Regions from separate parts of the Homo sapiens genome. Here all the other regions are linked to region 4. Evidence: chromatin loops called from intact Hi-C (ENCODE). Cell type or tissue: ovary. All regions are shown on one strand.

Region 1 (8,000 bases), 110 kb after region 4:
TGGGGACGTTGTGCTTAGCACTCAGATGTGTCCTCTATCTCCCATCCCAGGCAGCTTCCTAACCTTCACTCAGGCAAGAGTTTAATGTCAGCTATATTCTGCAGTCATGACTTGCAGATATCATAAGCGACATCAGTGTCACAACAAAAGCAGAATATTATCCTTTAATAATATATGTATTCCTTTGTATCTTCTAGTTATAGGAACTTGTAGTCACAGCCTGATTAATGACATAGATCTTATTCATCTTCATTTCACCTGTAGGCCCTACCACAGCCTTTTTGTACAGCACATGTACCCAATCAAAGCTGAGGCTTGAAGGGATGACTATTATATACTTAGTATAATAACTTCTCAACCCTGTCTCTGGCCCCAGAAACTGGGATACAATGAAGTTCTTAGTGAGCTTGAATTGAAGCCACTTTAAGCTTTTTCCTGGTCATCCATTAGAAGAAGCACAAGAACTTCCCTACTCCAAGAGTCCCCGACTCTGATTCACCTTCTACAGCTACATCTGCTATGACCTCCAAAATCATCACTTCAGTTTTACTCAAAAACCCACCAAAGTTCTTTCTATAACTTACAGAACTTTGTGCAAATCCCTCAGGCTAACTCAAAGAACTTGACCAAACTTTCTATACTGATCTTTTCAAATTCTTCTTATATCCTACCTTGGAACATGCCTTTAGTATGCCCTGTCTTTGCTCATGCCATTCCTCCAACCAAGAATGTCTCTTCCCCATCTCTGCACAAAAGCATAGCTCATGTTTTGTGCTTTCCGAAGACCTGACTATGACAGCCATGTACAGGAAGCTTCCTGTCTTATGAAGCCCAATGATACTTTGGTGAAGTCATTTGTCAGCAAACTTTTTCCACAAATATGGCTTATCTCTCCAACTACCCTTAGACGTGGAACTCCTTAGGACCAGTCTAATATTTTCTTGTTTCCCCTCAGTGATTCCTGCTCTATCTAGGAGTTCACTCACTATTTTCTCACCAGTTGACTCAACTGCACATACCACAGGAAGCTATGATTCAGGCAGGAGCACTTGAGTTCACTGCTAATGGGTTTTACAGCTCAAGAGTTTTGTTTTTGTTTTTGTTTTTTTATTATTATTATACGTTAAGTTCTAGGGTACATGTGCACAACGTGCAGGTTTGTTACATATGTATACATGTGCCATATTGGTGTGCTGCACCCATTAACTCGTCATTTACATTAGGTATATCTCCTAATGCTATCCCTCCCCCCTCCTCCCACCCCACAACAGTCCCCGGTGTGTGATGTTCCCCTTCCTGTGTCCAGGTGTTCTCATTGTTCAGTTCCCACCTGTGAGTGAGAACATGCGGTGTTTGGTTTTCTGTCCTTGCGATAGTTTGCTGTACAGCTTAAGTTTTTAAGCTCAAAAAGATTTTTGTTTTTTTGGTATCTCCCTGGACTTGGTTGATGTTCTCTAGAAGTCATTGAATTTGAAATTATAAACTCACCTCCCTCTTCTTAATCCAGTGATTTCCTTTTTGCAGATGAGAAGCCCTTTTCTGTGGAAGATACTTATTTACTGTGTCCAGCGCCTATCTTAAAAGAAGTTGGCATGTAAGTTTTCACCAGCAACTGAACCTCCCAGCCAGGGAAGAGAGAGAGGAGGTGTACGGGGACAGGGGAAAAGAAAGCATCTAGAGAAAGTGGAGCCTTTCTCTAGGTTCCTCCAGCTTATGACGGAGCCAGTGTTTACAGTGACCCAGACGCCAGGATAAGTGTTTTACAAAGTATCTCACTTCATTCTCCCAGGTTCCCCATTAACTAGGTATTCCCACTATCCCAGTTTTACAGACATAGAGACTGTGGCTGCAAGACTTTAAATAGCTTGCCTAAGGTCACACAGCAGTGAGTGGAAGAGCTGGGCTCAATCCAAGGTCTGTCTGGCTTAATCACACCTACACTTCTAGAAAGTTCTCACACACTTGACCTCGCTCTGTCATCACCATTGCCCCGCTAGATAATTGTTATCTCCTCCTTAGAGAAAGGGAGGCTCAGAAAGGCCAAGTAGGGCCATGGCTGGTTCATGGCGAGCCAAGACCCCAGACTCACGCCTTCTGATGTCCCACACGGTGCTCCTTCCTTGACTCTGCGCAGCATCGGATGTTCACCCAGACCGGAAAAAATTCCCTGAACTAATTTATAGGGGAAAATCTCATGGTGATGCAATTATAATAAGCACTAGTGAGATGAGATCAAAACCATCAACAGAAGAAAGAGAATGGGCACCCTGAGCAAGAAAAGAAATACATGGGAAATGAGGCAATGCTGGTGCAGAGAACAATAACAACAAAAATAACCTCTCCAAAACCGTGTCTATAATAGGCTAGACAAAGAATGGAGGCTTTAAGGGAAAAAAGTTGAACTTGTTCATCTGAATTTTGCCTTCAATCGTGTGTTCATATTGTGAAACCTCCAACTCTGGTTGCCCAGCATCAATCTGTGATGCCACTGATTTCACAAATTAGCTCAGTGTCCATGCTGCGAAATGCAACAAAACAAGAGGTCAGTTTCCAGCGAGTGTCTTAGAGTGGGAAGAGATGGAAGACAAATGCATCTTCTGCTTTACTTCTGTGAGTCTGTTGAATGGTAACAAAGCCACCCCCATCAAATCACTGAGAGTCCAGATAACAGCAGAATATTGCATTTATAGTTAGCCCAGTCTACCCCCATTGACTTGGACTATTTTTGAAGAATACTTTGTCCAACTACAATGTGACAAGCAAGTTAAATGAAAGTAAGCTTTGCCCATTCAATGCCACTCACTGCAATGCCGGAACGTCTGAATGCACTGCCTTAATATACCAGCCAAGCATATCCTGACACTTCTCTAAACTTTAAAGGAGGATGGGCTATACAGACTACCCCCGACATTTTACAAAAGAGGAAACTCAGACCCCTCCTCCCCTGGAGAAGAGACTCCAGTCTCAAGGGTATTTAAGAGCAGAGCCCAAAGGAGTCCTGTGTGTCTGGCTCTCAGCCTGTTGCTCATTGCACGCCCTGCTGAGAGTCTGCTTCCCTTGTTGTCATTGCAGGAAAGCTGCACTCCAGGTCAGCATGAACGATGGCCTCTCTTTTATCTCCAGTTCTGTCATCATCACCACCACACACTGTGTAAGTCATAACCTTTCCCTTTACTAAAGATCTCATTATCATTGTCACTATCAACGTTTCTTAAGCAGTAATCTTCTCCAAAGGTACCCTGGAAAGTTTTTTGGTTCTTCGTTCTGCTTGCTGAGCTTTGATCCCAGCACTGCTCCACCAGCCCCAGGCTGGATTGGGGTGTGCTGTACCCCAGAGTGTATCAGGCATGTCTGTGTTAAGTTCTCCAGCTTCCCCATTTCTGCTGAAGGGGAGATCTAAAGTCACTGGCCTGACCAGACGGTAAGATGGGCTATGTCTGTGCAGTAATGAGGGTGGAGTCCCAGATAGAGTGGGTTTAGGAGAGAATGGACGGAAGGGAATTGGACAGCATATACAGAAAGAACGTCTTAGGGAGTTCATCTCTAAAGGGATGCAGGAAAATGGGTATGAGCTGAAGGAAAATGTGGAGTTTGGGGAGGTCATTTTATTTAGGATGGGAGAATTTGCAACTTGCTTATTATTGTGGAAATAATCCAGGAGAAAATGGAAAACTGATGAAGCAGGAGAGAGAGTGGGGAAGGAGCCCTTACAATAGGGATTGTGAGGCAAGAGCGGGGACTGCATTCTCTCTCCCAGCTCCTCAGATAGCCCTTCTCTGGAGCCTTCGCATCAAGTAGTTTTCATTCCTGGCTATATATAAAATCACCTGGAGAGCTTTTTAAAAAGATTGGTGCCCTGACCGCATTCGAGACTGACTGAACCTAAGCCTCTGGCATGAGCCCTAGCTTTGGTGGTTCCACGGCATCCCCAGGAGGTTGTCATGTGCAGCTGTGACTGAGAACCCGTCAGCCTCTGGAGTTGGTCCTGCCCACTGTCAATGTCTCAGAGCTCAGCCTGTCAGGGGGCAGTCAGGGCTTAGTTAGCTTGTGTCAAGACCTCAACCTTGTCTGGGCACAGTGGCACAGGCCTGTAATCCCAGCACTTTGGGAGGCTGAGGTGCATGGATCACTTGAGCCCAGGAGTTCAAGACCAGCCTGGGCAACATGGTGAAACCCTATCTCTACAAAAAAAACAAAAATTAGCTGGGCATGATGTCGCACACCTGTAGTCCTAGCTACTCAGGAGGCTGAGATGGGAGGATGGCTTGAGCCCGAGAGGTGGAGGTTGCAGTGAGCTGAGATTGCACCACTGCACTCCGGCCTGGGTGACAGTAAGACCCTGTCTCAAAAAAAAAAATTAAAAAAAGACATCAGCCCCTAACATGAGCATTTCCAAAATAACCTTTGTCGGCGTATTCAGTTTCTTTAACTGAATACATTTCTCCATTAGCTCATTCTAGAAACTAATGTTTGGCCTGATGGTCAGCTTAGGAAGTTATTATACTATAGTCACTTCCTCGTTGGCCTTTGGAAGCTGTGTTGTTAGAACCTCTCAGTAACTGGAGTTGTGTCCTTAATACCATCACAGTTGGATAAGAAAGAGCAGGCATGCACTGAATGTAGATAATATAGAAATGGGTTATCATAAAAGAACAGGAAGCCAGTCCTCATGATGGACAACAGTCTCCCTCCTAATGCCCCCAACACCAATTTTCATCTTGTGTTAGGAGCAAACCAATTTTCTTGAAAGCAGGGTAACCCATTGTAAAGGTACAGATGATGGGAAAGTTTTACTTGACCAAAGCAAGAAACTAGGATTGTGTCAGAGAAGTGTTACCACTGAGAAATGTCCATGTCTCAGACATCTGGTCAACCCTCAGTCTGTAGGCCTCAGTAGGACACCACCAAATTTTAAAAACTGTATGCAGAAGTGTTGAAATTTCTTCAAGTGTATCCTGCCTGATCCTGTTGAAAATTGACCCTTCTGGGACCTGCCAACCTGCAGGAAATGATTAAAATACTCTAAATCAAATAACTCCATTTCAGATTCCTGCCAGCTTTTGAGTGATCCAACAGTTGGATCTGTATTTCTCATTATGTCTGACCATACCACCAAGAAACAGCCACTGCCCTTGAGACCACAGAGCAGAGGAAGTGGGAAGGGAAGACATCTCAGGACTAAACTTGTGGTATGGCAAATACAGGGCTACAACTTTAAATCATGGGCCTCTAATTAAGAAGAAAAGGTGTCCTTGCCAATGCATTGCAAAATTAGAAGAATTCCCATTGAGTCCCACTACACCTTCCCAACCCACGGCAGCCTCCAGTTACATCTTACATCTCCCTCATCTGAGCACATGCCACTAAATCTTCTCTTCACTTGACCCTTGATCAAGACCACCTCATAATATATTCTGCATTATTCCATTTTCATGTGAGAATGCTGTATTCGTTTACAACAAAATTATAACCACTCTAAGATTTGTGATCCAAGTTCTTTCAATCATGTATTCAACACATATTTATTGATCACCATGTGCTAGGTACCACTCTGGGTGCCTGGGTTATATCAGAGAATGCAACAGATAAAAATACCTGTGTGATGGGGGAAGGGAAGACAATGAGTTATAAACATAGTAAACAAACTACATGCTATGGCAAAAGGTAATAGATGCTATAGGATAATTAGAGGAGAGTGAGAGGATTTCCTACTACCTAAGCGAGTAGGTTCCAATTGTAAATAGAGTAATGGATACATTGAAAAGGTGGTATTTGAGTAGCAACCTGGATAGTGAGGAAGTTAACCATGAGGCTATGGGAGTGTGGGGAAGGGTGGGATATCCCAAACCAAGAGCCCTCATGCTAAGACCCTGTGGCCAGCGATCCTTGGTGTTCACAGAAGAGCAGGCAGGGAGGTGCCATCCCCAGGCATCTCCACGCCTGCTGCTGTCCTTATTCCCTCTCAGGATAGCAGCAGGCAGTGAGGTGCCTGGGGATAGGATGTGCAGGGTTGTGGAAGGACTTTGGCTTTTGAGCAGAGGAAAACATGGTCTGACTTATATTTAGAAGATTACTTGGCTGAAGGCAGACAGAGACAAAGATGGAAGCAGTGTGACTTGTTAGGAGGGTTATGGCAATATTTCAGGCAAAAGGTGATGATGGGTTGAATCAGGGGAGGGCAATGGAGGTGGAGAGAAGTTGTCAGAGTTGGATTTATTTTGAAAGCAGAGCTAATGAATTTTCCAAAGCATTGAATATAGGGTTTAGAGAGAGAGAAGAATCAAGAATGTCCCAAGGGTTTTGGCCTAAGAAACTGAAAGGATGGAGTTGCCATCAGCTGCCAGACAGGAAGAAGACAGAGGGAGAAGAAGACTTAGGGAGGAGGGGGAACAATCAGGGAATCAGTTTTGCTGTGTACTGGTTATGTGACCTTAATAAGTTGTTTAGCCCCTAGCCAGGTGCCATGGCTCATGTCTGTTATCCCAACACTTTAGGAGACATAGGCGGGTGGATCACTTGAGGGCCAGTTTAAGACCAGCCTGCCCAACATGACAAAACTCTGCCTCTACTAAAATACAAAAATTAGCCTGGCATGGTGGCACATGCCTGTAGTCCCAGCTACTTTGGAGGCTGAGGCAGGAGAATCAGCCTGAACATGGGAGGCGGAGGTTGCAGTGAGCTGAGATCATGCCACTGCACTCCAACCTGAGTGACAGAGCGAGACTCCATCTCTGGAAAAAAAAAAAAAATTTGTTTAGCCCTTTTGTGCTTTAATTTCCCAATCGATAAAACTAAGATAATAAAAAATTTATATCAGTATTGTGAAGATTAAATGAAATAATATTTGTAAAGTATTTGGCAGAAGACCTAGCAGGTAGTAAGTGCTCAGTAATTATTAGCTGTTTTATAGTGGAAGCTTAATGAAAAAAGTTTTAACTAATTTGAGATTCTTCCTAGAGAGCTGGCTCTTTAATTCAGAGTCTCATTATAACCAAGGGGCTCCTCTGAGACAACATGTATCCGGGGGTACATGTTTATCACTAGACCAAGCCCAGGTGATTGAAAGGGGGAAGAAGAGATGGCCAAATTCATCCAGAAAAGGGGCCTCATATTCAAACATAAAACTCCAGTCCCCAACCAGGTCCTACACAGCAACTCAAATTAAAGGCTGAAACTATCATTGGGCAAAATAGAGATGCAGGTGGAACGTGTGGGTATCCAAAATATGAAGTAAGGTCTTGGACTTTCGTTTGTTTCTTGGGAAGCTGGTTTGGAGGACAAGGTTTTTCAATCAAAAGTGATCCCCTGGGTCTGAGTAAACGGATATTGTCAATGCCAGTCACAGCCTGCCCAGTTCATCACCTGGAACCAAAAATATTTTTAAAATATGTAGTTGAGACTTTTCTTTTCTCACTTTATTTGGTGCCCATTTGGACACCTGTGTCACAAGTTTTCAAGGTCTGCAAATGAATAACTGTTGCCTGAGCCAGAAGCAGAAATTCCATGGAGTTTTACAGGAAAGAGATTTTTCCGTCCAAGAGCTAAAACATTCCTATACAAATGGTAAACTTTGGTGAGCTCCATGACTATAGAAAATGGTCAAACATCCAGAGTCCTCTCTCACCAGATATTTAAATACACCCATCTCTGTAGTCTTAACTGCCTCACTTTTCTTCACCAAACTCCAGCCAGAAGTTGAGAAAATTACTAATATAGTGCTGCTTTCAGTAAAGTATTGAAAAGAGATTTGTCCTTTTGAACAAAGCAAGCAAATTTTAGAAACATAAAGAACTTTTCATGAAGATTGTTTTCTTTTAGGTACTTAAAAATTCTATTATTTCCCACCCAAAGTGTCCAAAAATCAAGAAATCAATCAAGTATGTCTTGAACTCCTACTGTGTCTCCTAGTCACTGTCCTTAAGGAGCCTAAAATCCAGTTGGAGAAAGAGTCCAACAAGCATATAAAAGAGTGTATAATAGGCCGGGCGTGGTGTCTCACG
Region 2 (8,000 bases), 52 kb after region 4:
AAAGAAGAGTTTGGACAAATTCATCTTGTCCTGTGATTAAACCATCCCTCTTGTCTTTTATGCCAGCTTATGCTGCAACCTTTAAAAATTCCTTGATGGGCTCCTCTTTGTCAGCTTCCCTTCTGGCTCTGCACTGGATCCTGTGTTACATCATGGACTATTCCTGTCTGCCAAGTGTGGCCTCTCCAGTTCCCAGAAGATACCCAGGTTCTATTTCTGCTTGCTCTTTTGTTCCCAGTTCAAATCAGATGCAATATTCTAAGCTGGAAGAAATCTGGTAGATCTTAGCATTCCACACCTTTGTTTTACTTTGAGAAAGCTAAAGTTCAGGGAGGTTAGCTGACATACCTAGCACTTGGTAGAATAAGATTTCCATCCCGAGTCTGTCTTCCTCCAAAGCTCATGCTTCTTTGATGGAGTTTGGCTCTGAAGTCATGGAAGAATGAGGTGACCTTGTAAAACAGTGCTGATGTGAGGATGGGTGATCTTACTGAGTTCTGGAGCTGGAACTCCAATCTTTAGAGTTCTAGATGAGATGGAACAACTTACATAGAAATGTGAGAAAGAACAGGTGGTAAGGTAGAAGGAGAGAGTATGGTGTAATGGAAATCATGCCATAAAACACAAATCTACTCTCAAATCTTTCAGAGAAGAGAGCATTGCTTAAATGAAGGACATCAACTGTGTCTTATGCTGAAAGAGGTTGAGGAACATGAAGCCAGAGAGGTGACCATTGGATTGGTAACATAGCGGGCCTTGCTAGAAGCAGTTTCAGCAGAGGCAGAGTTGTGGAGACAAAAGTCAGAGCAGAGTGGGTTAAAAAATGAGGACTTCCAACTTTAAAATGAGATTTTTAAATTAAAATAAATAAAAATATTTTGATAAGTTAAGATGTTTTCCCCTTTCTTTCAAAAAACCAACCCCAAACCAGGAAAACTTGAAACAAAAGCACAAAGACCATCTTTGAGGAAACTGAGAAATATTTAAACCATAAAAACACCACATATAAGAATAGAAGGGAAGGAAGAGTGGCAAATGATATGGCACTGTGGAGAAAAGTCAAATATAATCCTGTGGAAGGAAATACTGAAGATGAACAAACCATGTAGCCTTGTAGAATCCTAGAAAGCTCAAAACCTGGATATTGCAAAAGGCAAGGAAGGGTTAGAGAGTGAAAACTGGAATATTGATTGTTTAAAAGCTCTTCAACCTTCAGAACCATCCCTCCTTCCCACTAGAGTTTGAAAATTACCCCTTATTTACCTCCACCAGAGAGGAGAAGCATATTTTCTGACAAAATTGCACAAGAATGGTTTCATAGTCAGGGACACCAGGCACAGAGAAATTATAGAGACATCTGCAAAACAAATGTTGCTACTTCCAGCCTTCTTCCTTGTCCAATTTCAGACTTAAAATCTAAGAAAAGAGTTTGAAAACTACTTCTCTGTAGAAATAAATGTCTTAGAGGGAAAAATACATACACATAAAATGATATTTGAGAGTCTTCAACAACAACAAAAAACAACTGCCAAAAAAAAAAAAAAAGCTGGTCATTCATCAATTGGCATGCCCACCATGCATGCAGAGCTTCCAACAAGGCTTTTAGTCTCATTCATTTGATATGGACAGACAGCCAAAGATCACTAAACATTTGAAGAAGGACTCCACCAGAAAAGACAAGGAGTGAGGAGACAAGTTTCAAGAAGCTGTGTCATATAGAGAGATGTGAATAAATAGGTCAGTAGCTAGAGGGAGATGTGGGATCAAAGAGGACTTTAAAAAATGTTTTTAAGATAAGAGATACTAGAGTGTATTTGTATGCTGGTAATCAGCATCTAGTATTTTTCTTTCTGATTTGAGACAAATGTGTAGTCACAAACATTTAGAAAAGAACTGTAAAGTATGTCTGCTTCTGTTTATGATATTCAGAGATGTGAAAAGCCTTCATTTCCATGGTCAACCAGAAAAGCCCAGACAAAATAAAATTCATATGTTTCCGTGAGGCTAGTAGAGATGCAGGAAGCACTGATTAACTGAATTAGAGAGAAACAAACCCTTTATATAATAGCTAAGCAGAGAAGGTTCTGCAGAAGCTTCCATACTTAAAGGTGGATGCGTGGTCTAGGTTTGGGTAATTGGAGGAGTGGGTCTGCCATAGACAGACACTCTGCAGGGATAAGGAAAAGTCAGCTGAGTCTTACATAAACATGTGTGCCAGAAGGAGGCTTTAGAATCTGAAATGAAAAAGAAATATCTCAGCCTAAGTTATCCCCCCTCACCCACATTTCTGCATTTTTCCAAGAAAGCAGCAGTGGAGGAATTGCCTGCAGAGTAGAGATAAATCACATAATTAGGTGGATTCTCATTGTGCTTGGATTCTGGAGTCCTACCAGAGTGAAATACAAAGGTCAAGCAAAAATATCTGAAGCTGCACCTAGCCATCTACCAATTCAAATACTGAGAAGATCACAAAGGCAGGGCAGGGCAAAAGTCCAGGAGTTGGCCTAATAACAGGGAACATGAATCTAACAAAAGGTGCAGCCCAGCCCAAGCTCACCCTGACTCAAGGAGGAATCTAATGATCAGCCCCTCGCCCTAGCTCACAAAGAATAAAAGCCTTATGCTCTGCAGTGAGTAAACAACACAAATCAATATTATACCGAAGTCTCCACTGCTTTTTTTATACTCAGTGACTGAAATGTAAACTGTTATGAAAAATGGGAAGAAGCAGAGGAATATTACTCACAATAAAGAAAAACATAGTTAATAGAAACAAACCACAGATGACTCAGTTATTTGAATTAATGGACAGGGACTTTTAAGCAACTATTATAAATAGGTTAAATAATTTACAGGAAAAGGTGAATACAATGGGGGGGAAGATATGGGTGATCAGAAATTAAAAAAAGAAAACTCAAAGAAAGAACCAAGTGAAAACTGTGGAACTGAAAGATACATTATTTGAAATAAAAAATTTATCAGATAGGTTTAAAACCAGATTGAACACCACAGAAAAGGGATTAATAAGTTTAAAAACAAGTGAATAGAAATATCCAAACTGAAAGACAGAAAGGGAAAAGTCTGAGGGCTGGAGGGAGAAAATGAACCAGTCCTGTGACTTATGGGAGAATATCAAGTGATCTATACTACTTGATAACATGTATTTGTGTAATTGGAATACCAAACGTGATCCACACACAGATCCAAGAAGCTCAAAGAACCTCAAGCAGGACAAATGCAAAGAAAGCATCACCTAAGTGCATCATAGTCAAATTTCTGAAAAATCTAAAAAGCGGCCAGAGGGAAGGCAGGAAAGATATATTAAAGAGAAGCAACATTAAAAAAATAACTTACTTTTTATTAGGAAAAAAAAATGCAATCCAGAGAATGAAGGTCCAATATCTTTAAAGAGATAAAAGAAAAAAATCAACTTAAAATTCTATATCCAGTTAAAATATTTAAGGCAGAATTAGACATTTTCAGAAGGGGGAAAATGCCTAAGAGAATCATCAGCAGCAAATCTGCGCTATTAAAAAAAATGCTAAAGGAATTCTTTAGGGTGAAGGAAAATGATACCAGGTATAAACTAGATCCACAAAAAACAAATTTAAAATAAAGAAGAAGAAGGAAGAGTACCAGAAATGATAAATATTTAGGTAAATATAAAAGGTTATTTTTTATCTTTTCATAATTTTGTAAAAAGACAATTGACTAAGACAGAAATAACACTATTTTTGGATTTGTTACAAACAGAGAAATAAAATGTATGACAATAATAACACAAAGGATAAGAGGGAACTATATGGAAATATAATATTAAAAGGTTTTTCTATTTTGTGAGAAGTAGCATAATACTGACTTATAGTAGCTTGTGATAAAATAAGGATGCATATTATAATTCGCAGAGCAACTGCTCTAAAAAAGACAAGACATACAGCTTTATGTTTTTAAAAGCTAATAGATGATACTAGATGAAATACCAAAAAATACATGATCAATGCAAAAGGATATAGGAAAGGAGAAAGAAACAAAGAACAGAAGTGACCATTAGAAAGCAAATAGCAAGATAGCAAGATGGTAGACTCAAACCCAACCACTCCAAGACTTACATTAAATATAAAATGAACTAAAGATTCCAGATAAAAGGCAGAGAATGTCACACTGGCTAAAGAAGCAAGATCCAGCATATCATTGATTTATTACTGCATAAAATATACCCCAAATATTATAGCTTGAAACAATAATTTCTTATGCTGATTTCACCTGGACTTATTTATGCAGCTTATATATAGGATTCAGCTGGGGATTAGGCTCAGCTGGGAAATACAATGCTTCTGGAACAGCTGAAGATCTCTCTCTCAATATGGTCCTTCCTTCTCAAGTAGTTGAAAAGACCAGGTTTTCCCTCACAGTGGCTGCAACAGTCCAACAAAACAAACTCCAATATTCTTGTGCTAATGGAGCCTTAGTTTTTGTCATATTTACAGATGTCCTGTGGGCTAAAGCAAGTTACATGGCCACATGCACAGCCAGTATGGGAGGGGACCATACAGGGACCATACAGTGGGAGGAGTGATCTTTGGGGACATTAGTATAACAGTCCACCACATACAATTATATATGGTTTACAAGAGACACTTTAAATATAAATATGGTGATAGATTAAAAGTGAAAGAATGGAAAAAGATATACTGTGCAAGCATCAATCATAAAAAGTTAGAATGGATATTAGACAAAGCTGACTTCAACATAAAAAGTATTTACTAGAGATAAAAAGTTATCGAAGAAAGTCTGTGTGTCAAAGACAATCCATGGGTTAAAGAAAAATCACAAGGGAAATTAGAAAATGTATCCAACAAAGAACGAAAACCCAGCATATCAACATTTGTGGGATGCAGCTAAAGTCACGTGCCTAGGGTAAATGTATAGCTTTAAGTGTTTTTCTTAGAAAAGAAGAAAAGATTAAATGATTTAAAACCAATGAAAAAGTAAAAAGAACTTATTAAGCTCAAAATAAGTAGGGAAAGGAAAATAATAACAAGTGAATCAATAAAATTGAAAATAGACATATAATAGAAGAAGACAAATAATACAGAAAATCACAAAGCTCAAAGTTGAGTATTTTAAAAGAATAAATTGATAAACCACTGGTAAGAGTGGTTTTTCTGGGCTGGGAGCAGTGGCTCACGCCTGTAATCCCAGCACTTTGGGAGGCCGAGGCGGGCGGATCACAAGGTCAGGAGATCGAGACCATCCTGGCTAACATGGTGAAAGCCCATCTCTACTAAAAATACAAAAAATTAGCCAGGTGTGGTGGCACGCACCTGTAGTCCCAGCTACTCAGGAGGCTGAGGCAGGAGAACTACGTGAACCTGGGAGGCAGAGGTTGCAGTGAGCTGAGATTGTGCCACTGCACTCCAGCCTGGGTGACAAAGCAAGACTCCGTCTCAAAAAAAAAAAAAAAAAAGTGATTTTTCTAAAAGGAGAGAAAATACGACTTACAGATAATATCAGGAAAGGGAATATTACTACAGATCCTACAAATGTTAAAATATAATAAAGGAATATTATAAACAATTTTATAGAAATATATTCAACAATTATAAGGGAAATGAACAAATATCTGGGCATGTTACTGTGTATAAATTGTATTTCACTAAAAAGTACACAAGAGGAGCTTTGGTTCAGCATGCATCTTGATATTATGTTAATCATTTTGGCCTATGCTTAGGTAAAAGTCCCAAAGAGACTGTTTTATATACATTGTAAACAAATGATTACAATTGGTTGTAGAACTTCATAACTCCTAAAATAACAGCAAAATGTCTTTAATTAATCTGTGTTCTTCTGTTCACTACACTGTTTTCTTATAGTCAACAATTGGAGCCATAAGGCCATCTGGGAATGTTCCAGGAGTGGCATTAGTGGTAATAAATAGTGATAGGTGTTTACTGTGTAAGTTGAGAACCAAAGGCAACAACTGCAAAGCATTTGAGAAGAGTCCAATTCCACAGAAGGAAAATGATACCAGGTGTAAACTAGATCCACAAAAACAAATTCAGAATAAAGAAGAAGAAGGAAGAGTACCAGAGATGATAAGCTCTTTTACAAGAAGACTAGGAAGTTGACAATGCAGAGCTGATATTGGGTTATTTTTGGATGGTGATGGAGGTTGTTTTTATAGAACCAAAATATGATAGCCATTGCAGAATCCTAAGGGAGATTTTGCAGTGGAAACCTCAGTAGAATACTTGGGATAAAGGCTTGTTGAAGCACTTCTTGACATTCTATGTGTGTCCATCTTTTATTTTTTTTTCTTTCTTTTATTTATTTTTTTAGAGACGGAGTTTTGCTCTTGTTCCCCAAGCTGGAGTGCAATGGCATGATCTTGGCTCACTCAACCTCTGCCTCCTGGGTTTAAGCGATTCTCCTGCCTCATCCTCCCTAGTAGATGGGATTACAGGCATACACCACCATGCCCAGCTATTTTTTTTAATTTAATTTTTTTCTTACGTGTTCATCTTTTAATGTTTTCATCAGCAATGTTATCAAACTGTCATAACACAACCAGAATCCCAGAGAGTAATCATGAAGAGTAGAGCAATTCCTAGAACAACAGAAAGCCCAGAAGACATTGTGACTGATTCTCCCCACCTTCTACCCCTACAAACCAGCAGAGTGCTGGGTGCATGGTGTATGCTCAACAAATAGCAGTGGCCATTAATGAATGATGGGTGAATGCACCCAAACTGGAATCATTCATTTGACAATCACCTGCTTGAGGTCAATCATTAAGTGTAGTGGGAGTTGCAAAAGGAACACAAAACAAATGGCCTAAAACCCTTAGCTTCTAAGTAGGAACACTGGCAGACATGTGAAACCACCAAGGAAAACAGGGGCTCTGTAATAGCAGCCTCTCTTCATAGGATTCCCTGCCTCTTTCATTTCCCAGGAAGATAACATTTCACTTGAAATAACCAAGTCCTCAGAGAGGTTCTTATCATCCCCTAAAAGATCTTTCTCCCAATCTCCTTCAGTTTCCAAGAGAAAATAAGAATAGACCCTTATTAATAGTGCTGTTGTCCCAGAACTAAAACACACCCACAATTCCTATGAAACCATCCATTTTGTTTGCTTAGATGTTGTGGGTCCTTCAAGAAGGGCAGAGAGTAGGGAGATGGGGCCATGTGTTATTTGATCTTTTGAGCAGCAAGGGTGGTATAATGGGGAGGTTGTGATCACCACTCGCAACTAGTGAGTTCATATCTTGCCAGATACAAAGCATCAAGGATAAGGACATTTTCCAAAACAGCCTTTGGTTGTTCTGGTACAAAAAAAAAAAAAAAGTCAAGAAAATACTTGTAAAGAAAGGGAAATAGGCTTAGAGAAAATATCCCAGTTCCCAGACTTTATTTGGCAGGGAAAAAATACAGTGAAGCCAAGCAAATATTTCCACACCCCCAAGAAGCCTTTTTTTTTTTTTTTTTTTGCTCTCTTTTTAAATCTCAAGTCTTAACACAATATTCCACTTTTAGTGTTACCCAAATGTCCCAGACTTCACTAGTCTGTGACCAAAGAATTAGATCATATTTACTTTTAATGCCCAAGCGTCTCTCACCTAACTGTCAGAAATTATCCCTCTGCCCCATAGTGCCCCCCAGCTATTATGAGGGGTTCCATGGTGCCACCTCTGTGTGCTCACAAACAGACCCCAGTTTTCCTATCCCAGCCTCCCCGTCATGTCCCCTTGCCACTAGCTCTGCTGCTCGGACCCTCATGAAACTGGCAACTCACAGGGCAGAGCTGCCCCCTGCCTGGGGATTGCTGGTGCCATGCACTGCCCCCAGCATGGCCTTGGTGGGGGACACTGCTCTCATCTTTATTCTCCAGGATATATGCCCTTTCTCATTACCAAACAACAGAGTTTGAAATTAAAGTATGCCTTTTGATGGGATTTATTGGAATATTAGAGGTAATATAAGAAATACAACCTAGAGAAT
Region 3 (8,000 bases), 190 kb after region 4:
CCTTGAACTTTTATTCTCCAGCCATGCAAAATAATAGATTTGAGATATAAGAAGCTTAAGAATTTGGATACATTTGAACACACTCTCAACACTGTTACAAATTATGATTATCCAGTTTACTTTTAAGTGCCCTTTCTTTATGGAAGTCTTGCTAAAATAAGATACATGAGAGAAATCGATACAGAAAATTGTGTCCTTGTTGCCGTGGCAACAGCCACACGATGTACACATGGAGTTACACAAGAAAGGTCACAGATGAGGTAAGAACCAGAATTCATAGCTGCCTATGGCTACTCAGGAAAGAATTCCAGGCGAGGCAGGGGGGGCAATATTGTAGCTCTGTCTATATGCTTCTTCTGTTTTGTTTTGCATAACCTTAGGAGACTCACTAGAGAGGCCTGCCTTGCTTGCATGGTGGTGAGTCTGTAAGAATTCTTCAGCACTGATTTATGGAGCTGACCACATTTTCCATAAACTCAAAATGACTCCATCCAGGCATGTGCTCATGAACAAGAGTCACAGGTTCTGAATTTTTTCTTTAAAACAAAACAAAAACAAAAATCACCTAATTGCATTCTCGGTTACATTCTAAGTTGCTTCAGACACATGTTGACCTCACAGAAACCTGGCAAATTTTCCTCCTTAGTTCCTGTCTCCTTCATCCTCCCCCCAGCTACTCCACCCCAGCCCTCCAGATGCAGACACAAGCCCACCAACAGAGCCTCTGAGGCTGCTGAAAGGCCTCCAGCTCAGCACAGAGCAGGGGCTCAGGGAGCCAGAGCCTAGAGCCACCGCCCTTCCCTGGGATTGGCACCCACCTCCTCAGAACCATCCAAGCCCCAGGTCAGGGGTGGCAGCAGGGAACACGAGTGTTTTCCATCTGCCATCACCCGTCTCCCTCTTTTTGCCTGCGGTGGGCTCATGGTCCCATTGTTCCTTGGAGCCCACCAGGAAATGCTTGGGCCAACTTAAAAGGGAAAGTGCCAAAGGAAACCACCTAAATAGCAAACCAGTAGCACATCTGATTCTAAGATTGTTAAAATTTACTAAGCACATGGTGTCCCCTGCTCCCAGTAGGTAGCCACCACAGTGCTCCTTGTAAAACCAAACCTCAACACACCATGCCTCCACTTCAGACTTGCAAAAACTGTGGGAAAACCCAGAATCCTTAGCTTGATTTAGAAAGGCAAGCCTTTCCATTTCATACGCTACTTACCCCAGATTCCTTCATCACCTCCAAATGGGCTCTGAGCACGTGGAATTAATTGCTGGTCATGCCCTGAACATGCCAGGACATTTTGTGTCTCTGTACCTTTGCTAGGTTTCTCTGCTTGGAATGCCTTTCCCATCCTCTCTACCGAGTGAACCTAGCTTGGTAATATTGTTCATTGTTCCCACAGTTTCCTGTAAATACAAAAAGTTGCTGGCCAGACTCATGCTTGAAAGGGGGCATTGCCCAAGCAGAACACATTTGACAGAGCCTAGGTGAGAAGGTTTGGAAGTTAGAACCTCTGTCCCAGGATGGTCCAGGATGGTCCCCAAGGCTTCCTGCACAGCTTGGCCACTCTTTGAGTTCAGAAAATTTGCTCATCTTTCAAGGGCAAATGGTTGAAGGAATTTAGAATGTTCTGAGAAAGAACGCTTCAAGGGGTCATGAGAGCTTTTTAACTTACTTGGTCCATGATGATATGGCGTGTCATTCCACTTTGCAAGCTGTTTCTTATCACGTCACCATTGTCAAGGAATAATCTTTCCATGTCACTACATATCCTTGAATAATATCATTTTAATGACCATGTCATATTACATTGCATATCTTCCCTTTTTGGAGATTGATTTTCAAGTATCTATTATTATAAATGAAGCTGCAGTCAGTATCCTTATTGCCAAATCATTGTGCACATTCACAAATGTTTCCTTAGAATAAAAGGTCCAGCTTTCTACTGGATCAAATAGTGTGCAAATTTTTAAAGCTTTGATACAAATGGCCAAATAATTGCCCTTCAAAAGATTATACAAATTAACCCTCACATTAGCCCCCTATGAAACGCCCATCTCCCCAGATGCTCCTCAATATTATTAACGTACCTATTTGATTGATAGGTGCTAATTTGTATTTTTTATTATTACTGAGGTAGAACGATTTTTTTAATGTTTATTTTCTCGTTTGTCAATTGGTTTGACTTGGCTCATTTTTCCACTGGATATTTTAGTGTTGGTTTCCTGTGATCATTTTCTTAACCCATCTTCATTCATATATTAATCAAATGTTTTGAAAGCCTACTATGTATCAGATCCTGTGCTTGCATTAAGTATGTGGTACTTAATCCTTATGACATTTAAAGTCTAACCATGTAATATATGTCCAAAGTTTTTTCTAGTTTGCCATTTACCTTTTAACTTTTTAGAAATATATTCAAGTTTTCTACAATTTTACAGTCAAATCTATAAATATTTATGATTCCTGCCTTTTGTTTCAAATTTAGAGAAGCCTCCCCTACTTCAAGAGAACATACATTTTCACAAAAATTTTCTTCCACACTTCCACCCCCTCGGTCTGTTTTTGATGGTAATGCGAATTGTCACCTTTTCTGCATCTTCCTGAGTATTTTAGTGTAGATTTGGGAAAGGCTCCTTTGGAAGCTATGGGCCATATGTTATATTAAATGAGAAGTCCTAGAAAATTATCTTGAATGCCTTGAAGTGGATGTATTAATAGAAAGTGACTTGGATTTACTCTGGGCCATCCCATTGAACAGAGCTAGCCCCATAGGTAGAAACAATGGGGAAACAAATTTCATCAGAAAGAATTGAAGGATGCAAGTTTCAACAACACAACGGGCTGCCCCAGAGACTAATGCTCCAGGTAACTAATGTTACCAAACACGGATAAGACAAATTAACCACTAGGCCAGGACACAGGGGATTCCTGTAGCAGATCAATGGTTCTCAAACTTGAGCATCAGAATCACCTAGAAGGTTTGTTAAAGCACAGCTTGCTGAACCCATGCTCGGAGTTTCTGATTCAGAAGTTCTGGGGTGGAGCCTGGGAATTAGCATTTCTAACAAACTCCCATGTGATGCTGATGCTGCTGGTCTGGGGATTACACTTTGAAAACCAGTAAGATAAGGAACCAAACAAACTTCAGAGTACCTCTCACCCTGAGAGTCTGGGGTCCTAGGCAATATTTCTATACTGCTTTGGCCACCAAGCCGCCCCTTTTCTATATTTCTCCATAGAGCACCTATTGACACAACTGGAGAATAACTAGTCTACCTTAAATCTAAATATTAAGCCTCAGTGAGTTGTGAAGAAATCTCCCATCTTCACATATTCTGTTCCTAGATTACTAATTTCAAACACAGAAACATAAGGGAATTCAGAGATCAGAGCGTGGACTCCAGTGGTTTTCAATGTGTTTGCACATTGTTATCACCTAGAGAGCTTTCAAGGTCCCCCCCTAAAGGTTCTGTTTAATTGTTCTGTGATGAGGTCTGGGCACTTATAGGATCACCTGGGAATCACAAAGCCTCCCCAGGTGATTCTAATGGGCATCTAAGGTTGAGAAGCAGTGAGGTGGTCCAATTCCCTCTTTTTCACTCAGGGCAGCATCTTCTCTTTCCTTTTTGAAACAATTTAAAGGCAACTCCCCATGTTCCTTCAGAAACCCCAAGAGTAAGATAGGCTGATCACACTCTTCATGGGCTTTTAACAGTCCCTTTCCTATCAGGAAGATGGTTAATCTAGACTGAGGCTGCCATGTCATTGCTACTGCTTGAGTAAAGAAGATGGAAAAGAGAAAATAGAACTCAGCCTCATATGTCTTTTCTGGATGGAATTCAATCATCTACCAACCAGCCTGAGCCCTCCCCAGTCACTTTTACTCCAAATCGAACTCCATCCCACTTCACGTGCTCCCAGAGAACCCACTGGGTTTGGATGTCATCTGTTTTCAGATCTGGCATCAGGAGGCCGGTACATTCCATTACTATCTGCAAGAACAAAATACTAAAGCTCACTCAGGGCTTGTTTTGCAAGCCTGGATCTCCTTGCAACCAGAAGAGACCCAGGGAAACACACACGTAAATGTACATAAACAATGTTTGAAACTCATCTGAAGCCTCAGAGGTTGTGAAATCCTCCCCAGCTGTTTCCAATAAGGGCGTGAGGCCAGTCACATGGGCACCATGTCTCCCTACTGTCGCAGAGGCGAGAATAGCCTGGGCAGGTTATCCTCCAGGAGAGAGGTTATCCTCTGCCCAGTCCTTCTAAAGCAGATAAGCCTCCTGTAGCAGGCCTCAGAGAAAGTGTCTGCACTCTTGCATTCTCTCTCCTCTCTTCTCTCTCCTTCACATTTCCTGCATTCCCTCTTTCTTCTAACCCCTTTCCTTTTTTTCTTTTCCCTGTTCACTGCCAATTTCTAAGGCCTGCCATGGCTGCTTTCCCTCAACAAAAACCAATTGCACTCCCACTAAGAATCCATTTCTGGGCTGAGCACTAGGGATATCCATTAGCAGAGGACTAAACTCTGGCTTCCAGGAGTTCATGTATGTATGTATGTATGTATGGTGTGCAAGAGAAGAGAGTGTCATGCACTGTATGAACTGCAAATGTTTACAGAAGCATAAACCCATTCACAGTAACTTGGGGTAATGATGATCTCCATTTTAAAGAACAGAAATTGAGGCTCAGGGAAAATTACTAACTTTTCCAAGGACACACAGCTGGTAAGGAGGTCTGGGGCTTGAATTTAGGACTTTCAGACTTGAAAGTCAACACTAGGGATTCCTGAACTCCTTCATGCATTCAACCCATAGTTGTTAGATGTCTTCTAAGAGCCAATGAGCACTGTATTAGTGCTTGATATTCAAGATTAATGAATGAGCCCTGTCCCTGCCCTCGAGGAACAGGGACAAACAGGAAGCTCCCAAACACTGCCTGGTGTGAAAGGCTCTGTGATGGAGCTGAGCACATGAGGTGTGGGAGCTATACCCAGGAAAGGCATCTCACCAGCCTTGGAGTCCAAATGCCTTCTTGAATGGACATTTAAGCTAAGACAAGAAGGGGGAATGGAGTTGGGGAGGTAGAATATTCTAGTGACAGGGAAGCTTGCATACAGATCTGCAGGTGAGACTGTGGCTCCTTCAGGGAGACACAAGGAGCAGGGTACAGAGGAGGACAGAGTGGGAGGCACTGAGAGGAGGGACTGTGGTGAAGAGGAACCTGAGTTGCCGGCCGTGGGAGCCTGCTCTGCCAGCCTGACGAGGCTGTACTCCACCCTGAGGACAGTAGAGACTTACTGCAAGAGTTTTAAGCAGAGGCGCAATCGGATGTGCATTTTAGAAAGGTCGCACTGGCTGCAGTGTGGACATAGCGGCAGTGAGAGAGGCTGGCACCCTGAAGTGCAGAGTGGTGGGCAAGGAAGACAGCTTGGATTCACAAGATATTGAGCAAATAATCACAGATTTGGTAACTGCCTGGGTGTAGAGGATGAGAGGGTAGAAAGTGTGAAGGAGGACCTCCAGGATTTGGCCCAAGCGACATTGCTGACTGTGCTGCCTGCCATTCACCAGGATGAGGACAGCTTTGCGAGGGAAGATGAGGACGTCACTTTTTAACTTGTGGAGTTCACAGTGCCTGTGGGACATCCAAACAAAAAGGACCTGCAGCAGGTCAGGACCAGGGGGAAGCATGAAGGCATCTAGGGCAGGAACTCTCTGGGTTGCTCACTGTCAGGGTTGTGTGAAAGTAGGGACCTGCGAGTACATGCCTCCTTAAATTTTGTGCCCTAGACACCTCGCATGCCTCACCCTAGTCAGGGGGCAGTTTTGCTCCAGTGAGAGTTTTGGGCTGCAGGCAAAGATCTGAGAGTCATTGGCCATGGCAGTTGAGACCAATGTGACTAGAGGGGAAACCAGGGAGAGGGGTAGAGAGAAGAAGTTAAGCACTGAACCCTGAGGGTCACATCCTTTAAGTCAGGGTGGAGAAAAGAAATAGAGCAAGAAGACGACTAAGAAGGACCAGCCAAGAGAAAGAGAAGTTGTAAGAGGAAAGTCTGGGGTCATGGAAGCCAAGGGAAAATAATACATTATGGAGGAGGGTGGAGTGTCAAGTGATGGGAAATTAAGATGCAAACTGAGAGCAATCATCTAATAAGATTAGCAGTAAGGAGGTTATGGTGCCCTTAGTGACCCGAGCTCTGTGGGATGATGGGGTTGGGAGCAAAGCTTAACAAACAATGGGAGGGAGAGCCAAGGCAGTAGCTGGAGGAGATCTAGAATTGGAAAGAGTTCTTTGTCTTAGTAAGACTTGAGCGTGATTAAGTGCGTGTGGCAGAGATCCAGTAGAGGAAGGGGTTGAAGACAAGAACTCACTGTTAGACTGCAGGAACTCTTAGGAGAAGGGGTTGGAGGGCTTAGGAGGAAGTGCCAGTCCTCCTTAGTGACATGGGTTGTAGATCCCAGGTATGAGTGAGAGGGCAGGAAGTGAGGACATCCCTGTGGGAAGTGATGGGCTCTGTTCTCCCTGTGATGTGGCTGGAGGAGTGGAGGAGCTGGAACTGGAGCTCCTGGAAACAGCCACACCTTGGGAACCCCATTGCTCCTATGCTGGCAGCACTTCTCCACATTCCAGAGTGAATGTCTCAGGATTAAATAAAATGGTAGGTATAAATAATTTGAAAAGATGGGAGCTTATTTTCTTCCCTTCCTTCTCCCTGAAAACTGCCATTGATTTCAGAGAATTTTAATTACCTCTTAACCTGTAGGAAAAACTTTTTCTCAGAATTATTTTATGTTCAAACCAGCAATGACCAAAAGAACCAAGTTATCTACATATTGAAGTCTTACATGAAAGTCGTTTTTCTTGCACAATAAACAATTAAGTTTACATTAGCTCTTTATGTTGTGTAAATGGACATCTTCAGAATTCCTATCTGACACCAGGTATAAGGTCCCAACAGATCTGGAGGGAAAGTCTCCTGACCTTTTATAAATTTTTGTAAGAAACGGATCATTTTAAGAAAAAGGAAGAAAAAAGAGCAAATTATAGGAAATGTTCCTAGAGGGTGTGATTTATTCTGGCACAGCCATCTTCCCTGGATGTTTGAATTCTCTGTAGTATTCATTCAGTTCTCACCCTTGGAAGCCTCTCCTTTGCTGTCTCATTGGAGGGGGACATGAGTACTTAGAATTTTTGGCTGAGTTAGCTGAATTTAAGGAATAAAAAGTTCAAAACACTCTCTGTCCACAGCAAAAACCAACTGTACCCAAAACCTGCAAAGTTAACTTTTTTCAGAGATGTTAAACCCAAAGTTGATGCTGCAAAATATACCATCTTGGGATTTTTTTTGCACCAACTTCTTTCTCCCATGGTAGGAACTGTCTCTGAGTAAATACGTATGAAAGCAATTGCTATGGTTGAGCAATCTTCCTCTCCCTCTCTCTTTCCCCCTCCCTCTCCCTCTCTTCCAATCCTCACAATCTGATCCCCCTTTTTCCACAAGCATTACACACTCACATTCACACACATTCCTCCTCCTCCTTATTATCACCATCATCATCATCATCATCATCATTTTGTAGCTTCTTTCAATTTCAACTTGTAGGACTTTCAACTTCAGATTGTCTCATCTCCCAAACAGCTGCAACAACAGAAGGTCGAGTCCTGGAATCAGGTTGCAAATAGCAAACAGAGAAGTAAATGCTAAGGCTGAACCAGACAGGGATGGGAATAAAGCAACCCTGTTCAAATTCTCCGACCTCATTTTTTCCCTTCCAAACAAAATCAGGATTGAGGGAGGTAGGGATTAGCTCTAGGGTCAGAATTTTACCCAAGTGTGTAATATTTTAGGAGGTTTGCTACTTTGTCTAAGCATGATGATCATGTCTAGCCACTTGGCTTCTGCGGGCCTGCTCCTCCAGCTGATGGCACCAAAAAAGATCATCTCGAGGGACATTCAGCATCTCCGTGATGGGCCTCAATTAAGAATCATCAGAAT
Region 4 (8,000 bases):
GCCTGGTCTCTGGTCTAAATGAAACGAACTTTTTGTTCAGCAAGTCTTTGGGTCCTTTTGAGCATCTGAAATGGACGTTTTAGGTTGTTATAAACTATGGATTACTCTTGACTGGATCCTTGGTAAGAATGTGCTCTTCAGAGGCTTGGCTGTGACTTAAGATGCACAGGGATGTTGTGTGGCCTTAGCTGAGCTGGGATGCAAACCAGATTAAACAGGATCTGCCTCTGGGCTGACAATGATATAGGAAATAGGCTGATTTTTTGCAGGGCTCTGAATTGGTCAGAGTTTGATTGGGCCTGTGTTGAATGGGTTTCATCACTGCATTGGAGTAGGTGTTAGCAGGGCTTTGGGATGGGTTTTGGAGTGTCCGTAAATGAGTCAAGGGACTTATTGAACTGAATTTATTTTTAAGGTTGACTTGGTTGGGCTTTGGATAGGGTATCAATGGGATGCTGAGTTCAAAGAGGTTTTGACTGTTTCTAGGCTGAAGTTGTGGCTGGCTTGACCTATAAGATACCATCAGGACATCTTGCTCTAGCCTATGGTTCTGCCCCTGGGCTTAATTTTATTACTGTATCTTTGCTTTCCCTATCACCAAAAGTCAATACTCAGCTGATTCAGATTCTTAAGACACTTTGTTGTTCCAGATGATTAATTGCTTCTGGGAACACTCACTTCACTTTTTGCCTATGGTGGTCCCAGAGACTACAGGATCCTCCAAGATCCTGGAAAACACTGGACCTACCTGACTGACATAAAACTTTATGGAGAGTATCAGATTTTTCCACATTGTGGCAAATATTTCTTCTCTAGGGAAAAAAAATTGTTTTTTACTCAAATTTTTTTGGGGTAGTCTGGGTTACCTGGAACCTTTTCTAAAATGTTAAGAATGCAGACAAATGGCACTTAGTGCCCAGTGAGTTCTTGACAGATTATTAGGACAGTAAACTTTGTGTTTGACAACCGGGGAAAAGGGCTCGCTCACATGTGTTTGAAAGTAGAGGGCAAGTAAGAGAGAGCGAGTTACTAAGAGGCTGATATTGTAGATAGGCAGGGCATATTTAATAATTACTGTCTCAAGGAAGGAAGCCTAGTAAATTCAGGTAGAACAGTGATCAGAGTGCAGGACTAAAGCCTTGAGACAATCAGTCTAGTCAGACAAACTCTCCAATCTTTTGGAAGGCAGGGACCTTGAAATTCCTGGTACCTTTGAATATCTTGGGATTCTTCCTTGTGGCAAATAAAACATTTGAACATTTACAAGTTACCCCTTATCCCCTTATCTTCTTGAAAGAGAGTTTTCTGCTTCCTGGTAACCCAGCACAGTCTAACATTGTTCGCATTACTTTACTGGAATGCTCCTTTGTGACACAGTGACACTTGTGCCAAATCACTGGAGTTTTCTTAGGGCTTATCCTCCTGACTTCCACAGCATATGGCTCTGTTGACTACTTCTTCCTGCAAGAAACTCTTTCCTGCCTAGGCTTCCAGGTTACCCTTCAAATGCTCCCACGTGCATGGTTAATTTTCTCCTGTACTTCTCCAAGTCCAGAAATATCCATCCACAGGCTGAACATCACCATGTATATCGTTCTTCCACTGCCTTGAATTAAAGAAGCAGAAGAGTCCCTTCCAAACCTCATGTATCTATCTTTATAGGCCTTGAAAAGGCTGATCAACCTCTTCCAGAACACTGGAGGCCTTGGAAGGCATTAGGAACCAGGACACTCCCAATCAAGTCAGAACACTGAGAATTACCTCAAGAGGATGGTAACATTTGTGTAGGAAGATCTTGACATTTATATGTCTCTGAGTTGTAAAATCATTCTGGAAAATGCTAGCAGGAACCCACCAAGACTCTCCCCAAGCCGCCTTCTAGCCTGCAGTGACTGACCCACCTCTCCCATTTCTCTACAAGCACTAATTATGAGGCCACTACAGCCTAACAAACAAAGGCAAAAGTTGTTGCCAATTTTTGACACCTGACAACATCCCCCGCTGAGCGAACATGCTGGGATCACAGAAGAGGCTTCATTTACCACTGTTATAGACTATGGACATCTTTGTCGTATTTAAACTCTCCCTGCGAATAACCATATCTCTGCAGCTCAACTTCAAGCTCACTTCTCAAGAATGTTTGGAGAACACCTCCCTACAGTGAGTGAGGCTGGCACAAAGCCCTCTAGGTAGAAGAGGCAGCCTGGAATGTATTTCCTCAGGCTGGAGGGAGAGCAGGGTAGAGGCATTTTAAGATCTAGAGATGGACTTCTTTCTAGAATCCTGGAAGAGAGGCAGAGGCACTGGGACACTCAAATATCTGAATTCCTCTCACTGCCTGTCTGCCCTGGAAAATACCATCTTTGTCCAGAGGAGCCTCTTGATCTTTCTCCCCTTCCCCATAACCTTGTTTCCCACAGAATATCCTCTCTCCTCCCACCCCTGGAAGAACTATGCCCTCATCTATCTTGGATAATGGTGTCTGTAACTTTGAAGAGCTCTATCAGGACACCCCCTGCTTCCTTCCGGGGTAATTTCCTAAACTATTTTGCCTGTAAAGCTCTCAACACATTCCTCTGTCACCTAAACTCTTAACAACTTGAGACGGCCCTGGGGGCATGACGGTGAGAGAAGATATTCTTAATGCTTCCCTGATTCATCTCACCCCTCCACCCGCTTTCCACATTCAAGCTCTTTCCTATTCCTTGCCAATCCCATAAACACTCTCTCCATCACATTGTCATATCCCTTTTCTTCTCTTACCAGCTCCCACCAGTGTTTCTGCTTTCCCTTACCCATCTGATTTCTATAGATTTCCTCACTGTCTTTCAAGTCATCGAGCTGCAGTGGGGTCAGCATGGGTTTTCAATCCTTTGAGGAGAAAGAAGACATGGAAGAGGAAGACTTGGATGGTTAGGGTATTTTAATCTCCCTCCAATTATTTTTTTCCTGAGAGCAATAATTCCCAAAGTATGGGTTTAATACATTTTATCTATGAAACAACAGTTTCATGGTCAAGTAAGTCTGGGAAACACAGTTCAGCAATTTTTTTCCTACAGAAATTCTCAAGGCTTTAATATGATACTAGGCATATATTAGTTATCTTTTATTATATTTAAAATTGCCCCCAAACTTAGAGACTTAAAACACTAATAAAAATTCGCTTATTTCTGTGGATCAGGAATCAGGGAATGGCTTAGCTGGGTAGTTCTTGTTTGGGATCTCTCATGAGGTTGCAGTCAAGATGTCAGACAGGGCTGCAGTCAGCTGAAGGCTTCACAGGATGTCAGGAACCTATGTCCAAGATGGGTCACTCACAATGTTGGCAAAGTGGTGTTGGCTGCCAGCAGGGGTCTCAGTTCCTTACCACACGGACCCCTCCTTGGGGCTGCTTGTGTGTTCTCACGACATGGCAGTGGGCTCTCCTACAGTGAGTGATCCAAGAGAGAAGGGAAAAACCACAACATCTCTCATGGCCTATCCTCAGAAGCCACACACCATCTTCTTAATTACTCACAGGTCAGTCTCACCCAAGGTGGAAGGGGTGTGAATTCCAGGAGGTGAGAAACACTGGGTTCATTTTGGAGGCAGGTCAGTGCTACGCATGACAAATCTTCAAGGCTGATTTGACAACATGATTATTGGTTAGTGGAGCATTCCAAGACACTAAGATTCCATGGTACACATGTTGGGGGAAACCACCATGGACTGTCACATTGGGGTATAAGGGTCTGGGAGGCACACAAGTGGAGGGGAATATGTGTGTCTGGAGGAAGAATCCTGGGAAAACAGTACATGCATATGCACTGAGGGCTCCCAGAGCGGAAGACAATAGGAAGCTAGAACTGGGGTACCACTCGGAACTGGGGCTCAGAGGCTGATTCTCCAATTTAGAGAGGCTAGCACGGAACTTCCCTGCCAATTCCAAACTGCTTGGAGCGTCTCTACTCTTGTAAGCTGTTTACTTCCTCCATCCTAAATCAAAGATAGAGAGAAAATGTCAAAGTTCACAGGCTGAAAAGAAGAACTATTATCATAGAATCCCTAAAAGATGGAGATGGTGGCCATCTAGAAGGCTCAGCTGTTCCATGCCGGGAGCAGCCCTAAGTACCACACTCTGTGGGGTTGTTTGTGATGGTTTCAGACCGGACCCCAACAGTCTCTTTTATGGTCCAGACAGACTAAGACCATGTAAGGTCACTCTGATGACTCATACCACAAAGGTCCCGTTTTTCCCCTACTTCATCTGCACAATGGTTTGTTTGCAAAGGTCCTAGCCTGGGGAGCCGGAGTCACCGTGGTTGGAGGAAACAAATTCTCATCCAATGTTTAGTGACCTTATCAAAAGATGCAGGATAGGGAAGGAAAAGAAGGAATAGAAGGACTACAGAGAATGGAGAGGCGGTCACGGAAAAAGAAAGGGAAAGTGCGTGGGAAGAAGGAAGGAGTAAGAAAACACGCACAGCTCACATGAGAATGGTAAGGACAAGGAAATTTATACGCGAAGCCTGGAAGCGCCCCCGCCCCCGACGCACTCCCGCGGGTCCCACGCGTGCTTTCGCCGCCTTTGTCCACAAGGTGGCAGCCTTTGAACTTTCTTCCCCGTAAGAACGCGAAAGGGGGGCAGAGAGGAAGGAGAGAAGGCAAAGCACTGCCCCCACCAAGAACAATTTGAAACCCCCCCCCCCCCCCATCATATTTAAAATCTGGGACAAAGAACCGTCGGGACGGAACTCCTTCCATTGCAAAAGCTCGGCGCGGCCTCGGGAGCTGCCCGGCGGCCCCGGACCGAGGCAGCCCTCCCCTTTAAAAGAAGCGGAGGACAGGATTGGGATCCTTGAAACCCGAAACCCAGAAACAGCATCGGAGCGGAAACCAGAGGGGAAACCTTGAACTCCTCCAGACAATTGCTTCCGGGGAGTTGCGAGGGAGCGAGGGGGAATAAAGGACCCGCGAGGAAGGGCCCGCGGATGGCGCGTCCCTGAGGGTCGTGGCGAGTTCGCGGAGCGTGGGAAGGAGCGGACCCTGCTCTCCCCGGGCTGCGGGCCATGGCCACGGCGGAGCGGAGAGCCCTCGGCATCGGCTTCCAGTGGCTCTCTTTGGCCACTCTGGTGCTCATCTGCGCCGGGCAAGGGGGACGCAGGGAGGATGGGGGTCCAGCCTGCTACGGCGGATTTGACCTGTACTTCATTTTGGACAAGTAAGTGCCGCGAGTTGTCCCCCCCACCCCAGGCTAAGCGGGCGAAAACGCTTTCGCCCCGGGCCGGGCTCGTTGGCAGGGTCGCCTGGGGACAGGAGCGCATCTCCAGGGCCACAGAGGGACCGCGCGGCAGGCGGCGGCGGAGTGCTGCGCCTTTGTTGGGGCGCGCTCCTCCCAGCCTCGGCTCCAGAGCCCGCAGCCGAGGCGACGCCGCTTGCTCGGAAGGGGACAGACTTCTTTTCTGTCTTGCTTTCTGTGTCCCAGGAGCAGGCAAGGGGCTTGGAGGATGCTATTGTCTTGCTGAGTTTCTGTGACTCCCTCCCGTGTTGGTGGGAAAGGCTTGCTTACCAAAGGCAGAACTTGCAGGCACAGGCACTCCTAAAGTTAGAGGCTTGGGCATTTTAAAGCCAATCGTCGCATTTTGTTTTTGTTTTTGTTTTTTTGTTTTGTTTTGAAACGCTGTCCCACGGAAGGCATTATCTTTGCTCCTAATCATGTAATGCATACTTCTCACCGGGCACTGAGTGAGAATGAAAGGCAGGGTTTCTTAACCTTGGCACTTCTGAGATTGAAACCTGGTAATTCTTTGTGGTGGGGGCTGTCCTGCGCGTTGTAGGATGTTTAGCAGCATCCTTGGCCTCTGCCCACTGGATGCCAGTAACATCCCCCGCCCCCCACTCCTTCCTTATTAGTGGTGACAACTAAAAATGCCTCCAGACATTGCCAAATGTCCCTCCCCTTCGACTTGAGTACCCCAGATGTAGTGAATTCAAGCTCTTGGCCATTTGACTGGTGGGCTACCAGGGAGGTGCAGGAGCCCTGGTTTCCTTGCAAAAAGTGGTTAGGCTTTAGGATTTGCTCAAGGGAGAGCTGAATTCTGACCAATGAAGCACTTCCCAAATCCGCATAAGTTTGCCAAGCCACAGTCACCCAAGGAAGCTTCATGCTATCTGCTGAAAACCAGCTTCAACGATAAAAAGCCCCTCACAGAAGATCCGTGCTCATTAAAACTGAGTGAGCTCTCCAGTGCCAGGAGAGGCGCTTTGCTGTTACAGTGGTGGGGAGATGGATTTCACAGACTGGAAAGTATTTAGGAGTTGGAAAAAGAGTCCTGCAAAATAAGCTGGCTAGCTAGACACCAAATGTGCTTTGCAGTTGCCCCTGGAGTTTGATTTTTCCGTAAAGGCTGTTTTGAACTCCAGATTCTTTGGATGAAAAGTGAGATTTCTTTTCTGCAGATTTATGAGAAGGTGGATACTGAAAATATGCTCCAGTGCTAAGGAATGGAATTTCTTTTGTTACTTCTAGTGGCTGGAAGCATCAGCTCACAGACTTAGAGACAGTGCATGAAAACAGTCGGAGGTGCTCCTCCTCCGTGCTTTTTTAAAAAGCCAATTCAGAATGATATTCAGGAAAATCTAAAAAAAAAAAAAAAGGGGGACAGAATCACCATGTCTCTGAATGGATGACTGTAGAGATACTATAGAGATATGGATACTGTAGAGATAACCAGTTTTCCCCAAATTAATTTAGAAATTGAATTCAACTTTTCAGTCAAAGTTCTGAAAGAGTTTGTTTTGATGATAAGAATTTAACAAAATGATTCTAGGCTTATCTTAGCAAAAAAAAAAAAAACAGGTAAAAAGAGCTGAAACATTTTTGGAAAAGAATAATGAAGCCATATTCTCTCTCCAAATATTAAAATGTATTATAATGTAAATTAATAAAAACAGGATGGTAAAGGCCAAAGAATAGGTGGATAGAGTAGAAAATCTAAAAAGACAAGTACATGTAGATCCAAACACATGTAAACATTTAGTGGAATTTCCAATCAGTATATAATGATTCATTAATTTAAAAAAAAATGGTTCCTGGACAAGTGATTGATAACATGGAGAATGAAAAAGGTTAGATTTATACTTTACAAACCATACACATAAATAAATTTCAGAAAGGTTGAAAATCTAAATATTTAGAATGAAATGATCAAAGAACTAGAAGATAATTTAGATGAATATTACTGTAATCTTAGGTTTAGAGCTTTTAAAACATGATAAGGAAGAAACCATAAAGGAAAATAGAGATTTGAATATATTAAAATTTTACACTTCTATAAATGAAAAATAAGCCATGAAAAAACATAAGAAGTTACAATAACTATTGCCACATAAATCACTCTCTTAAGATTGATTTTCATATATAAAAAGCAGTAAAAGCAAAATCCCAATAGGAAATAGCCTAAGTGCATAATTCACAAGAGAAAAAAATATGAGTCAATAAATGAACTAAAAAGGTCGTTATTAATCAAAGAAATGAAAAAATCAAACAATATGATTTTTATTAGGTTGGCAAAAACTTTTTTAAAAATTACAATATTCAGTATTGGCCAATTTGTGGGAGATAGGCACTGTCATTTCTTACTAGGGAAAATGTAAATTGGTGCAGTCTTTCTAGACTTGCGCTGTCCAGTAGAACTTTCTAGGTCGGTAGAAAAGTTCTATATCTGTGCAGTTCAATACAGTAGCTACTAGCCATATGTGACTCGAGCACTTGAAATGTAGTTAGTGCGATTGAGGAAGTGAATTTTTAATTTTATATAAGTTTAACTAATTTGAACTTTAATAGCCACATGTGGCTACCATACCGGATAGTGCAGACAAGAAGATAATTTGGCGACACATATAAAATGCTTTTAAAAAATGAGGGGTGTTCCTTTCCATCGAGCAATTTCATGTCCTAAAGAAAAAAAATCCAAATAGTCACAAAGAAGTACCTACATGTATGTTTATGGAGGTGCTGT

Evidence for each region. Hi-C counts contacts between places; a loop is a spot of excess contacts. Peaks named below come from ENCODE experiments on the same cell type or tissue, not always from the same donor. Only the 100,000 strongest peaks of a DNase experiment are listed, where the experiment ranks them.
Region 1: a loop joins it to region 4, with 2.3 times the contacts of the local background. A loop is called at or near these places in 6 of 110 quality-filtered maps.
Region 2: it touches region 4 in a loop (7-fold over the local background); 3 of 110 quality-filtered maps call a loop at or near these places.
Region 3: it touches region 4 in a loop (2.3-fold over the local background); 6 of 110 quality-filtered maps call a loop at or near these places.

The regions. Positions count from the first base shown.
Region 1 is chr2:69,121,493-69,129,492 of GRCh38, forward strand. ANTXR1 (ANTXR cell adhesion molecule 1) reads left to right here. Exons shown (of 18, transcript NM_032208.3): 11 at 1,525-1,594; 12 at 3,073-3,151. Among named protein-coding and RNA genes, the nearest start is that of MIR3126, 22 kb to the left of the region's middle. In ovary, no CTCF peak of the experiment used is centred here; no DNase peak of the experiment used is centred here.
Region 2 is chr2:69,059,976-69,067,975 of GRCh38, forward strand. All of the region lies in intron 3 of ANTXR1 (ANTXR cell adhesion molecule 1), which reads left to right. Among named protein-coding and RNA genes, the nearest start is that of MIR3126, 40 kb to the right of the region's middle. In ovary, no CTCF peak of the experiment used is centred here; no DNase peak of the experiment used is centred here; H3K27ac peaks cover 2,012 bases.
Region 3 is chr2:69,196,202-69,204,201 of GRCh38, forward strand. All of the region lies in intron 17 of ANTXR1 (ANTXR cell adhesion molecule 1), which reads left to right. It overlaps LOC124906019 (a long non-coding RNA gene), which reads left to right. Exons shown (of 2, transcript XR_007086799.1): 1 at 1-8,000. Among named protein-coding and RNA genes, the nearest start is that of MIR3126, 97 kb to the left of the region's middle. RefSeq lists an enhancer at 412-1,611. In ovary, no CTCF peak of the experiment used is centred here; a DNase peak (open chromatin) is centred at 4,168; H3K27ac peaks cover 3,540 bases.
Region 4 is chr2:69,008,452-69,016,451 of GRCh38, forward strand. ANTXR1 (ANTXR cell adhesion molecule 1) reads left to right here and starts at 4,728. Exons shown (of 18, transcript NM_032208.3): 1 at 4,728-5,200. The coding sequence starts at 5,049. In ovary, CTCF peaks have their summits at 4,574 (motif pointing right) and 4,775; DNase peaks (open chromatin) are centred at 4,580, 4,810 and 5,340; H3K4me3 peaks cover 3,002 bases; H3K27ac peaks cover 1,745 bases.